2 separate regions of the Homo sapiens genome follow, and region 2 is linked to region 1. A link is a contact called in ENCODE Hi-C or POLR2A ChIA-PET data. All regions are on one chromosome and are shown on one strand. Each heading gives the region's core, a stretch centred on a gene start or an enhancer-like site at or near the end of the contact. The rest is flanking DNA. Distances are from core to core; before and after follow the strand shown. Region 1 holds the start of HPS4 (HPS4 biogenesis of lysosomal organelles complex 3 subunit 2). Region 2 holds the start of PES1 (pescadillo ribosomal biogenesis factor 1).

Region 1 (6,566 bases), core at 1,302-3,801:
TTTCACCTTCATCTCCTCTATGACTGATGTTTGCTAAACCTAATTATGGGAAAGGATTAACGCATTTAGGGTTGAGAAGGGAACTGGGTTTCAGACAGACATTGAGTAATACCCCTTGATACCCAGTCTGGCCAGACCTCTCCTCATGCTGTAATTCTCAAATGCAACCATACCTCATCTCTGCAAATTGAAGACTACAATATTCACATTATCATCAAAGCTCGCTGCATGATCAGGCTGTGGCTATCTTTTCTACAATCTCCCAGCAATGCCAGACTCATTCAAACATTGGGAGAGGCTTGCAAGGTTAAAACATGTTAGCTTTGGAGAGCGATGGCTCACGTGCTTGATTCAGCTGCTCTGAGGAAAATGGCATTTTTATTGTTATGTTAATAAAATTAACACAATCTGGCTGGGGATTTTCAATTAACCCCAAAACTCTAACCAACAGCCCAGCAAAAGCTATGCCATGGCAGGCCTTGTTACTCACCACGAGGCTGACTTTGCCTCTGTGGAGGTAGAGGTGGCCATCTACTGTGCAGTCATCCTCATTCTCTTCATTTAGGTTTTCTTTTCCGGTATCACTTCTTTCTCCCTAGCTGTGACCGTTCCTCTATCCCCCAATCCAGTGAATCTGGACGTGGTAGGTTTCAGTGTTTTCAGTCACAACTGCCACTTGGTTAGTTTTCACTCAGCATGGAAAGTTCCACTTCCCTTCCTTGCAGGTTCTTCAGTTTCATGTATATTTCCATGCCTCTTACAACTCAGGGAGAAACTATAACAGAGAATCCTAGCAGAAAAGTCAAATCCATTCCTCTGGTTTCCTAAGTATCACTGTGGCTGTCTGCAGAACCACCTCTTCAAGCTCCTCTCCAGGAAAGCCAAAAGTGGGAGATGCATGCTAGAGCTGGTGTTCTAAAGAAATTTCTAGCTTGTCTAGTTCAAACCCATCCTGAAGACTCTTATTAAACGTTTTGAAGTTTCCAGTTCAAACATCAGTGCCTTGGCTCTGAAATAAACACAAGGAATAGATATTTCAGCAACTCGTGAGAGAGCATGTGACCCAGCAGGATTAAACGAATGGTATATTTCAAAAGAGCTTTCTGTGAGGGTGACAATCATGCTTCAAAATCAAAGAGGGAGGCTTGCAGAGACTTCAGAGTAAGGGCTTTAGTTTCTCGAACAGTTAAGGGAAACACACCACAAGCTTCACGGAAGATAAAATCAAATGACAGGGTGAAAATGCTCTAGGTGTGGACAGCTATACAAATAAACCAGTTGCTGTGGTAATAATGGAACCCAAATTAAGGAACTGTCATCTTGACAGTCCAAAAGTAACCTGAACATGCAGAATTCCAGAGCAGGGCAAATTTCTAAAAAATGAAGAGAACTTTATCAAATGGCTTTCAAACTTCCACAAGAGAAAGACAGCTCAGTGTATCACGGAATTTCAGAGTCGGAAGGAACCCTGGCATCGTTTACTCTACTCTCCTGCACTCTTTTCCAAAAATTACCTTGGCTGTCTCTGCTTTACACCCTCCAGAGATGCGTGGTTCACTATGTTACATTTCTCCTTCCAACAAACTAAAATCTGCGTTCCAGATTTTACATCTGCCTCCCACTCGCTAGTCTGGATAACGCTCTGCAGGAAAACACAAAACAAGGTCTAATTCTTCCATGTGACAACCTCTTGGTCACTTCAAAACTATTGTCTAATTCTTACTGTCACTTTCTCCAAGCTTAATGCTTTAGCAACATGGTCTCAAATGTTTGCTCACCATTCTGCAATCTGTGGGTACACAATACAGTTTGTTAAAAGTCTCTAGAGACGACCCCCATTGAATATTTGACGGCCTGTAAAATCTCTATCTCTTCTCAGCTCTAGATATTTTGGATTGGGCCTCCACAGGACCACACTCATTGTATTCTATGGAGCATATTTGGGTGCCTGTGGAGGGGGTATCTCTGTTACTGGAACCAAGGACAGCAGCCTAAAACTCCCCATCCCTTGTTCCCAGAGGACTGGGCCCTACACTACCGAGGTCCTCTCTTATCTCTGAAAGGTCCAGAAGAGACCAATAATGGCCCTGGAGTAGGAAGAGACGTCGGAACATGAGCAGAAAAGGATCTGGTAGCCTGGGAAGTAATAGTAACAACGCGGGGCTGGGGCTGGTGATACTGCTGTGGGAAGGGGCCTCAGTGGGGCAGCAGGGCTGGAAAACGGACGCTAATGGCTGGAAAAGGGCCAGGAAGCTGCTGGGCGCAGCCCCCGGGGCGCAGGCAGCGACTGGTAACAGCACTAGGGCTGTGCGGTGTCTGGCCCCAGCTCTACGGGACTGGGAAATGGTGGGCGAACGCCTAAGGATTAGGCGGGGTCGGGTCACGCTCTAAGCTGGGGGCCCGCCCCTCGGTATCCCCGCGCTCCGAGCGCCGCCCACCCACCGGAGTAGCCAGGCATCCCAGTGCTCGGGGTTCGGGACTCTGGACCAGAAATGTGGGCAGCAGCTGGGTACCTGCGACTTCTGCCCCGTACCTGCGCGCGCGGCAGAGAGGCCTTAGGTCACGCGCCGCCCCGCCTACCTCCCCCTCCAGCTCCTGGCAAGCCGGCGCGCGGCGATGACGTGCCGAGTGCGCCGCACGCCGCTGACGTCAGAGACCAATGGCTGCGGCCGCAGCTGCGGCGCTGGAATCCTGGCAGGCGGCGGCTCCGCGGAAGAGGCGCTCCGCGGCTCGACGGCCGCGGCGGAGGGAGGCGGCGCCCCGGGGGAGAGAGGCGGCGCCCCGGGGGAGAGAGGCGGCGCCCCGGGGCCCCGAGGCGGAGTTCGAGTCTGACAGCGGAGTCGTGCTTCGTCGCATCTGGGAGGCTGAGTGAGTGCAGGCTCGGCCCTGATGGAATCTTTGCGCCCATGGGCAATTCTGAGCCACAGTCTCCCCATCTGTAGAGTGGAGATATAATGCACACCCTTTAAGGAGTTATTGTGAAGAGTTAACGTAGGTAACGAGCTCATTAAAGATGTGGATTATAGTAAGCGCTCAGTTAAAGGTCGTCTTTCCTTTTATTACGGTTACAGCTGCGTGACCTTGGACAATTTATAATCTCTGTGCCTCAGTTTTCTCATCTGTGAGATGGGGATGAAAATAGTACATACGTAGGTTTGTTTTGAGGATTCAATGAATTAGTAAACGGAAACCATTTTCTGGCACGTGGTAAGCACTGTGCCAGTGTTTGCTATTAATATTATGCCGATGTTGATATTATTGGTGGTGGTGACACGAGGGAAGCAACATGAACACGTGACTGCTATCATCAGGCAGCTGCTATGTGCCTGACATTAGCTTAATCATTCTACACACTTTATGTTAAACATTGCAGGCATACTAGGACCCTGGTAGCTCACTGATTCTCAAAGAGACAAAGAAAATGTGTGGAACCAGATTTCAAACCCAGGTCTTTGTGACAAAAACCAGTGCTTCCAGCTTTCCATTATGCTTGTTGCTTATCCCAGCCCAGATTCTCACATACCTTGCTCTGTACCTTAGAAAGTACATAGAGAGTGCCTAATACAGAGGAAACACTCAATAAATGTTACTTATTATTGTTATTTAGTATTATTATCTTTATTCGCAGTTTTGTTTAGGCTCAATAAATAACAGCTTTAGTTAGCACTTAAGATCAGCATCCGAAGGGCCGTCACAAGGGGAGAAATTAGATTAATTTTGTGTGCTCCTCTCCCCTAGAATTAGGGTCAAGAGGCAGTAATGTCCCAGAGTTTACCTCTGAAGAGAAAGTTGCTGACCATTTGGCTCAGCCTGAATAAAAAGCACCTGCGATTATTTTTAAGCTCTCAGAGGATGCCAGTGAGAGTGAATGTGCCTAGGGGTTTGGAAAACTCAAGGCATTTTTCATATCCCTTGACACTGTCACGATCTCCTCAACTGCTTCAGTATTCCCCAGGAGCTCCTTGCTTCTCCCAACACCCAAGTGTGGTGCAATCACCATCGCTCTGAGTAGAGATTGAGCCAGCATTTTACACGCATATCTGTGTACGCATTTACCAGTTCATAAAGCATTCCTGTGTACATCAGAACTCTCTACCCTCTGTGAGAAACGTGCAGCAGCCTCTGGGCCGACTTTCAATTCTCTGTACTCCTTTCTGAACCCCATAATCACTGTCTCTGGCTGTGGCTTGTCAGTTTAAATCCAGTTCATTTTAATTCACTGTTGACTTTCTTTTGCTCTGGGTCTGTAAAACCAGTTGACTTGAATAAAGAAAGCCCAGACACTTGGTTTTGTCTCTTTACTTTCCCCTTAAAACTATTTATAATAACAAATACCATTTGTTGAGTACCTGCTATGTGCCAGACACTGGGCTAAGAATGTTAACCCATTTTATGCCTCTAAACTCCTCCGTGTTGGGAATGATTTTTATCCCCATTTTAGAGATGAGGAAACTAAAGCTCAGAAAGGCTAATTCTGAGCACTTAACAACCATTTATTGAGCTGCAATTCTATGCTAGGCTCTGTTGTAGACTGAGAATAGACCCAGATCTCTCTCTGGGAATCAAGGACCTCCTCCAGCATACTCTCTCCTGCAGTCTCTGAGCCCCAGCAGTATGTGCTCTGGCTCTGGACATATTCAACATATATCCCCCTCCTATCACTTGGTAAGGGTGGGCCCTGCATTGCAGGGCACCTCATTCTGTAAGCATTCAGGTCATGATCAGGAAAGTTACTGTTGGGGCAGCCCTGAGATGGGTGGGACATGACTGTGCCATTTTTTTTCTCAACAGGAAGGACCTGTTTATCTCTGATTTCTGGAGTTCAGCACTAGGTGGGTACCACTTGGCCAATGGTAGGGATTGTGGGGCAGAAAAGAGAATCAGTCCTCATTTGAGGACATTTTGCTTCACAGAGGGATAACTTGCTGGGTTCTAACGCCGCCCGCCCCTTACAGCTGTATGTCTTTTGGCACTTAATTCTGATCCTCAGTTTCTTTATCTGTGAAATGGAGATAATGTGTATATCCTATAGTTTTGAGAATTGAAGCTGTTTAGTTAAATGCTTGCCTGCTGTATACAAGGCAATAAATGTTGTCATTATTATTGCTGAAATTTATATTTATCCTGTTCCTTTTCCATGATATTACAATGTAGCCTTTTCCTCGTGCAGTGATAATCTCTTCCTAAACATAGTGTGTGGGTGGCGACATAATATTTATGCATGGAGTGGACATACCATAGGTATCATTTTTATTGTGGGACATTTAGTTTTCTTCTGTTGTTTTTCAGTTATTATTTTAGGACAGTGTCTTACTCTTCGCCTAGGCTGGAGTACAATGATGCAATCATAGTTCACTGCAACCTGTACCTCCTGAGCTCAAGTGATCCTCCCACCTACAGCTTCCCAAAGCGCTGGGATTATAGGCATGAGCCACCACAACCAGCCTTTTTAAGTTATTATACATAATTTTGCAATGAGTAACTTTATGCATAAAGCTTTTACCAAACTTAGGATGATCTTCTTAGGATATATTCCCAGAAGTAGAATTAAATGAAAGGCGGTGACCAACTTGATATCTATTGTCAAGTTATCCAGAAAATTTTCACCAATTCTTTTATCAAAATTGACCTGAAGAGCCAGTTTTTCCTGGCTTGGGGTCTTGTTTAAAGATGTCTTTGCTGCTTTTTTTTTTTTTTTTTTTTCTTTTGAGACGGAGTCTCACTGTGTCACCCAGGCTGGAGTGTAGGGGTGTGATCTCTGCTCACTGCAATTTCCACCTCCTGGGTTCAAACAATCCTCCTGCCTCAGTCTCCTGAGTAGCTGGGACTACAGGTGTGTGCCACTACCCCTGGCTAATTTTTGTATTTTTGTAGAGATGGGGTTTCACCATGTTGGCCAGACTGGTCTCGAACTCCTGACCTCAAGTGATCTGCCCACCTCGGTCTCCCAAGGTACTGGGATTACAGGTGTGAGCCACCATGCCTGGCCCTTTGCTGGTATCTTAAGTGAAAAGTTGGTATCTTATTGGAATGCACGGCTTTTTTTGTTTTGCTAAATTCAGTACCAGTACAATAAAAGGAGAGACAAGAGAACCTACCTCTACATGAGAAGACTTAAACAGAGTATAACTTTATTTTATTTTTTTGAGATGGAGTCTTGCTCTGTTGCCCAGGCTGGAATGCAGCGGTGTGATCTCGGCTAACTGCAACCTCCACCTCCCTGGTTCAAGTGATTCTTCTGCTTCAGCCTCCCAAGTAGCTGGGACTACAGCTGTGCGCCAGTACGCCTGACTAATTTTTTGTATTTTTAGTAGAGATGGGGTTTTGCCATGTTGGCCAGGCTGGTCTTGAATTCCTGACCTCAGGCGATCCACTCACCTAGGCCTCCCAAAGTGCTAGGATTACAGGCGTGAGCACCTGGTTTGTTACAACTTTAAAAGTACGCATTTCAGAGCATAGTCTACATTTACTAGGAGGGTCTTGTTAAATTAGAATGAGTTCACATTAGAGTTTTAGATGGAAACTGCCCTTGAGTGAAACCCAATTTCTGCTTGCAACATGCTCTT
Region 2 (6,566 bases), core at 2,036-4,535, 4.1 Mb after region 1:
ATACAAACATTAGCCAGGCACGGTCGCCAGCAACTGTAATCCTAGCTACTCGGGAGGCTGAGGCAGGAGAATCGCTTGAACCTGGGAGGTGGAGGTTGCAGTGAGCTGAGATCACGCCAATGCACTCCAGCCTGGCCAACAGAGTGAGACTCTGTCTCCGGGGAAAAAAAAAAAAAAAGTGGGCCAGGTGAGCCACAAAGGCCAGGGACCGCCAGAGGGCAGGGCCCACAGGCCACAGTGAAGTCTTATTTTGACTCTATGAGGAATGAGAACCCCTAGTTGCAGGATCAGGGGTCTCTTCTACCAGATAGGAGGGGATGGATGGCAGGGACCCAGCCCAGCCCATCCCAGCCCAGCTAGCCCATCCTGACAATCCAGTTCAGTTCTCCTCCATTTTCCCTTGGACCACACCTAGCAAACACAACTCACTAAAGCAAGGGCGGTGAGAAAGAGAAGGAATACCAGAACCCCAGAATGGGTATGGCAACTCAGGTAAGACAGGGATGCAGCTGAGTTTTCAATGTGCAATTCACTGCCCGGGCTTCCCACGGTCCCTCTATATTCACCTAAAGTCAGCCAAGCTCAGCTGGAGCTTCTTCCGGGCTTTGTTCCGGGTGATGTAGTTGGTGGCCGAGCCTCGTTCATACTGGGAGAGGAAAAAAACAATTCTCCATTAGCAATGATTGTAGTGACTGACATCAAACTCTGGGCATGCCTAGTTCCAGAGGCAACTATCACTCTGGATAAGTGGCTGAGATGAGTCTAGGAGAGGAAACACTGCAGGGAAGGAGCCGACCTGCCTGGATGAGCTCTCCTGTACCATCCTTGCGGCTGTCAGCATAGGGAACACATACATCTGCATGATGCTGAGGGCTGCGAGGCTGCTACGGATAGGGTGCTGTGCCAAGTGCTTAGCACTAGCTCTAAATGTTGGCCATTACAATTAGTGATTTTCACACATTTCATTTAATTCCCATAACCCTGTGATGTAGGTGCTGTCCGAACGTCCATTTCACATAGGAGAAAACGGGCTCGTAAAATAACCCATGCAACTCTTAAAAAGCACACAGCTTTTTAAGAGTTGGGGCTGGGATTCAAACTCAGGTCTGAGTCCAGTACCTGAATGCCTAATAGCTAAGCCAGTGTTCCTAATCTTTTCCCCTTCTTTTCTTCCTCATTATAACCTCTTCACCACTACCAGGAGACTTATTAGACACCCCCTTCCTCCCTCACCCATCACCCTTTCTTCCCTATGCCCCATAAAATGTTAATACCAGAGATATACTGTAGGTCTGTTTATGTAATGTAGTCCTTGGGGAGCCACAACCATTGTAATAGCTAAGATACTGCCCCTCAACCAATTTTGTTCCCTTGAGGGTGGTATTACCCTGGCTGAAAAAGCATGCTCTAAGCCACACAGCTTCTCCCCTTCCTCATTCATTCATTCAACAGACAATAACAGGTCCTCTATTATGGTCAAAGCACTAAGCTAGATGCTATGAAGGCAATAAAGACAAAAAGCCTGGTCTCTACCTGCCCCTAAGAAGCCTATTGTCTTGTATAACCATCTGGATGCCTGTGGTGCTAAGATGCTGCCTCACACCCACATTTCTGTATCCCTCACACTTCTGTATCCCTCGATAGAGACAATCAGTGCACTGTAACAAATACCCTGCAAGCTAACAAGCATGTCGTTTCCAAACAAGATCTTCCTCTGGACTAAGACAGCAGGGGCCTCTTTGGCTAGGTTCAGCTCTAAAGAGACAAACCTGTTAGTCTCCCACAGGTACGTTTACTAATAACATCATAGTCATGAAACATACCCTTCATTCATTCTTTCCTTTAGACATTAATTGTCTATTAGGTATTAGGCCCATGCTAAGTCTTGGAGGTATAAAGATGAGTTTCAGACTGCCTTAAGAAGTTGAGTTTTCATTTATAGCGTTTTCCATTACCTTATGCCACACTTATCTCTGTCACCATGCTTATCCTTATAAATGTTAAGGGAATAAATAGTTCTCAATGGGGTACTCCCTGGGTATGTGCTGGGGGGAGGAGAGTTCAGCAATGTTTGGAGACATTTTTGGTTGCTGGGTGCTACTGGTATCCAGTAGGTAAAGGATCAGGGATGTTGCCAAATATCCTACTACACACAAGACAATCCTTCCCACAACAAAGACTCATCTTTGTTGATTCTGGCTCTGAAACCCAGCTTTTAAAAACTGTAACGATTTTGTTACATATCTACATCTGCAACTCAAGGGCAGGTTTTCCATCTTGTATCTTTGCAGTTCCGATGGCTAGCACTGGATACTCAATGTAGTGTGTTGGGTTAAGAACACTGGCAATAGAAACTTTCACTCTGAAAGAAACACTTAAGCCAACTATATATTCCTCATTCCCATTCCCTTCCCAGTCTTTTCATGTCACTGGGCCGATTCTCCATACAGCCACAAGAACTCCCTGAAAAACTCTAATCGTGTTACTCCTCCTTTTTTTCCTACTGCACGTAGAATAAAATCCAAGCTCTACACTATTCCTACTGCACTTAGAATAAAATCCAAGCTTACAGGCCTTGCACGATACAGTACGTGTCCAACCCCAATCTTATCAGATGCCATTCTTTTCTTGGTTTACATGCGAGTCATCCTAATGTCCTTCCAACTCCTTACACACAGCAAGCCTTCCCTGCCTACTGATCTTGGCACTTGGTTTCCCTTGTCAGGCCTGCTCGCTAAGCACTCCCATGCCCCAGAACCCATCCAAGACGTTCTGATCTTTCCCATTTCAGCCGAAATGTTATGCCTCGAAGAGAACTTCCAAGACAACACTAACCAACTAATGTAACGGTGCAGTAACGGTGAGCTCTACGTAATGTTTATCACCCTTTCGGTAAATAGTGGTCCCACGGCTCGGCCTGCTTTTGGAATGAAGCTACGCTTGGTAAGTTCAACTCTCTTTCACAGCCCTCTCCACAGAAAGAACTCTGGAGTTCGTTCTCGGATTTCACTAAACGAATACTGCCATCCTTGTCCATTCTCGGACCCCTTCTCGCAGCTGATTACGGTCACGTCGATCCCGTCTTTCCAGTCTCCACGAGACGGAGCCCGGGAAAAGAGTCGACCCCATGCTCTGCCGCCCCCGCACCCCACCCCTCGGGAATCCCCACCGTCTTTCCCAATCACCTTCTTCTTCTCAAGGCCTCCCATCGCTCCACGTTGAGGAGCCGACTAGGGCCGCGCGTACAGGGAGCTCCACTTCCTCCCGCACGTGCCCTGCCAAGGACCCCGAGGACCCTCCCCACCCCACGCTGTCTGTTTGTGCGGGCTGCCCAATGAGATGCCTGTACAAGTCCAGGGAAAGATGGGGATTTCCTCCTCAAGATTTAAAACTATAGTCTGAAAAAAATCACTGAGAACACTCTTTCCAGATCTTTCCCGCTCACAATGGTTACAAACACTTTAAGTGTTAAAACAAACGTGGATATACAGGCTTTTCTGTAATCACCCTGATGACGATTCATTGACTGTGAGCCTCGTTGCATGTTGGGACGGAGAGGGGCGGAAGGCTTAGGGACAGCGCGGTGCCTTCTGGGATGCAGAGGGGCGCCGCACTCCATGGTGCGCGATAGGATTGCGTTGTCAAGGTAACGGTTGCTAAGCGTCGTCAGACTTCGGCTGCCGCTGCTGAGAAGCGGTTCCCGAGGGGCAGGGTGAGACTGCGCTGAGTTCCCACCGGCTTCGGGTTCTCTTTGGTTCATTCGCGGTTATGCGGCTAAAATAGAAAAAAGGAAGACATTTTTCCTCGCGGAGGTATAGAGATCCTAGAGGCCACTTATATTTTCTGAGCCTTAGTGGTGGACTCGTGGTATATTTAAAATGTACATTCAAGGCTGGGAGCGGTGGCGCACGCCTGTAATCCCAGCACTTTGGGAGGCCAAGACAGGCGGATCATCTGAGGTCAGGAGTTCGAGACCAGTGTGACCAATATAGTGAAACCCCGTCTCTGCTAAAAATACAAAAATTAGCTGGCCATGGTGGCACACGCCTGTAATCCCAGCTACTCGGGAGGCTGACGCAGGAGAATCGCTTGAACCTGGGAGGCAGAGGTTGCAGTGAGCCGAGATCTTGCCACTGCACTCCAGCCTGGGCGACAGAGTGAGACTCCATCTCAAAAATAAATAAATAAATAAAATTAAATGTACATTCAACATATTCGAGCTTTTAATTTGTACACATAAATTCTGTAAGTGTTCCTCAAATAATAATTCCAAGATTTATACAAATAGTCACATCACCTTGAGATGGTGCAGTCTGGAAGTAGATGCAATTTTAAGAGGTTTTTTTTTTTTTAAACGTTTCTCCCTTTTTCCAAATTCCAAATTTCGTTCGAAGATGATCTCAAAAGTTTAAATTTGAGGCTCTTGTGAATGTGACCTGGCCCAAGGACTTGGTCTTAGAACTTACACAGAGACAGACGTTAAGCACTGGTGAATACTTGTTTTGAACTATGTGACTTGCACTATCTAATTTAAAGCTAAAATTTAAAACCCAGCAATTCCACAGTTAAAAATGAGATGAAGCCGGGCACGGTCGCTCACACCTGTAATCCCAGCACTTTGAGAGGCTGAGGCAGGCGGATCACCTGAGATCAGGAGTTTGAGACCAGCCTGGCCAACATGGCGAAAACCCATCTCTACCAAAAATACAAAAATTAGCCGGGTGTGGTGGCAGGCACCTGTAACCCCAGCTAGTTGGGAGGCTGAGGCAGGAGAATTTATTGAACCCAGGAGGTAGATGTTGCAGTGAGCCAAGATTGTGCCACTGCACTCTGCACTCAAGCCTAGACGACAGAGCGAGGCTCCATCTCAAAAAAAAAAAGAAGAAGAAGGAAAGGGATGGACTGGAGAGGGTGGCAGTGGCTGGCTCATGAGGGCAACACAGGAACAGGGCTGGTGTCGTGAGCATGTGGCCTGGGCAGTCATCTCACCCTGTCCCTCACAAATCACCTAGCTCGTCCTGCACAGATAGAACCATGTTTGCAGAAAGTTGAGCCTTGTTTTGCTCACATTAATGTTGAGGGGTCACTGGAAGACACAGGTGGGGATGTTCAGGGAAGCAATTGTAATTTCAGCTCAAAATAGCCGTCATATAGGTACCACATTTCACAAGGGAGGAAACTAAGTCTCAGGAAAGTAAGTGATCGCTGAAGATCACTCAGCTGCTAAGCTGTGCAGAATAGATTCTCACCAAGCAGTCTGGTTTCAGAGTCCTCTGCTAAACTCACATTCCACTACCTAACGTATAGTAGAAAGAATGTTATGTGACTCCAGGATAATGCCAGGTAGATTTTTGTTCCATAAAGGGAAGAGGTTTTTAACCATTAGGGCTGCCCACACACAGAATGCTTTGTGCAATACCAAGCCTCCATCAGCATTACGGTGAAAAGCCCAGTCTCTGCAGGGAGACACACCTGGTTTACCTCTAAGCCTCGGACAAGCCACTTTACCTCAGGGTACCTCTCTTCCTCATTTGTAAGATGGGGTCAACACTAACTGCATAAAGTAGTTGTTGCTTTAAGTATGTTTACATTGTTTCATTTAAAACAAAAATTTGCTGGGCATGGTGACACACGCCTGTAATCCCAGCACTTTGGGAGGCCAAGGTGGGTGGATCACCTGAGGTCAGGAGTTCAAGACCAGCCTGGCAAATATGGTGAAACCCCATCTCTACTAAAAATACAAAAATTGTCTGGGCGTGGTGATGCACACCTGTAATCCCAGCTACCAGCGAGGCCAAGGCAGAAAAATCACCTGAACCTGGGAGGCAGAGGTTGCAATGAGCCAAAATTGTGCCATTGCACTGCAGCCTGTGCAACAGAGAGACTCTGTTTCAGAAAAAAAAAATTAGCTTGGCACGGTGCCTCACACCTGTAATCCTAGCCTTTTGGGAGGCAAAGGTGGGAGGATTGCTTGAGCTCAGGAGTTCTAGACCAGCCTGGGCAACATAGTGATACCTTGTCTCTACTAAACTGTGCCCCGCCTTAAAAAAAAAAAAAAAACACAGCCAGGCATAGGGCCAGGTTCCTGTAGTCCCAGCTACTCAGAAGCTGAGTGGGGAGGATCACTTGAGCCCAGGAGTTTGAAAGCAGCCTGGACAACATAGTGAGACCCTCATCTCTACAAAAGGAAAACTTATTTTTAATTAGCTGGTGTGGTAGTGTGTACCTGTGGTCCCAGCTACTCGTGGTCCCAGCTACTCAGGAGGCTGAGGCAAAAGGATCGCTTGGGCTCAGGAGGTTGAGGCTGCAGTGAGGTGTGTTCACGCCGCTGCACTCTGGCCTGGGTGATAGAGAGACTGGCTCTCTACATAAACAAACGAACAAACAAATAAATAAAAAGTCTCCTGTCCAAATTTATAGATTCTCATGATTTTTCAGTTAACATATCTCATAATGAGAGTGAGATTCTAAAGTCACCCCAGATTTGTTTCCTCCTGTTGCCCTGGACAATGCCTGGCACCAACAAGGACTCTTTAACAAAGTCCCCTTGCTCCTGATCACTCTGG

The links. A loop is a pair of places that touch in the nucleus more often than their neighbours do. ChIA-PET counts read pairs that join two places held with the same protein, here RNA polymerase II (POLR2A). Pooled maps may share reads with other maps.
Region 2: a loop to region 1 is called in a map of CD4-positive, alpha-beta T cell, with 26 times the contacts of the local background. The contact joins the promoter of PES1 here to the promoter of HPS4 in region 1. A Hi-C loop is called at or near these places in 1 of 168 maps with a recorded cell type or tissue (CD4-positive, alpha-beta T cell) and 5 of 50 pooled maps. POLR2A ChIA-PET finds 5 or more read pairs at or near these places in 1 of 52 experiments (GM12878).

The regions. Positions count from the first base shown.
Region 1 is chr22:26,481,232-26,487,797 of GRCh38, forward strand. HPS4 (HPS4 biogenesis of lysosomal organelles complex 3 subunit 2) reads right to left here and starts at 2,552. Exons shown (of 14, transcript NM_022081.6): 1 at 2,443-2,552; 2 at 491-1,009. The coding sequence starts at 531. It overlaps SRRD (SRR1 domain containing), which reads left to right and starts at 2,646. Exons shown (of 7, transcript NM_001013694.3): 1 at 2,646-2,868; 2 at 4,792-4,832. The coding sequence starts at 2,660. RefSeq lists an enhancer at 2,600-2,719 and a silencer at 2,740-2,829.
Region 2 is chr22:30,588,625-30,595,190 of GRCh38, forward strand. It overlaps PES1 (pescadillo ribosomal biogenesis factor 1), which reads right to left and starts at 3,286. Exons shown (of 15, transcript NM_014303.4): 1 at 3,186-3,286; 2 at 567-646. The coding sequence starts at 3,209. RefSeq lists enhancers at 3,114-3,829, 3,309-3,608, 3,829-3,908.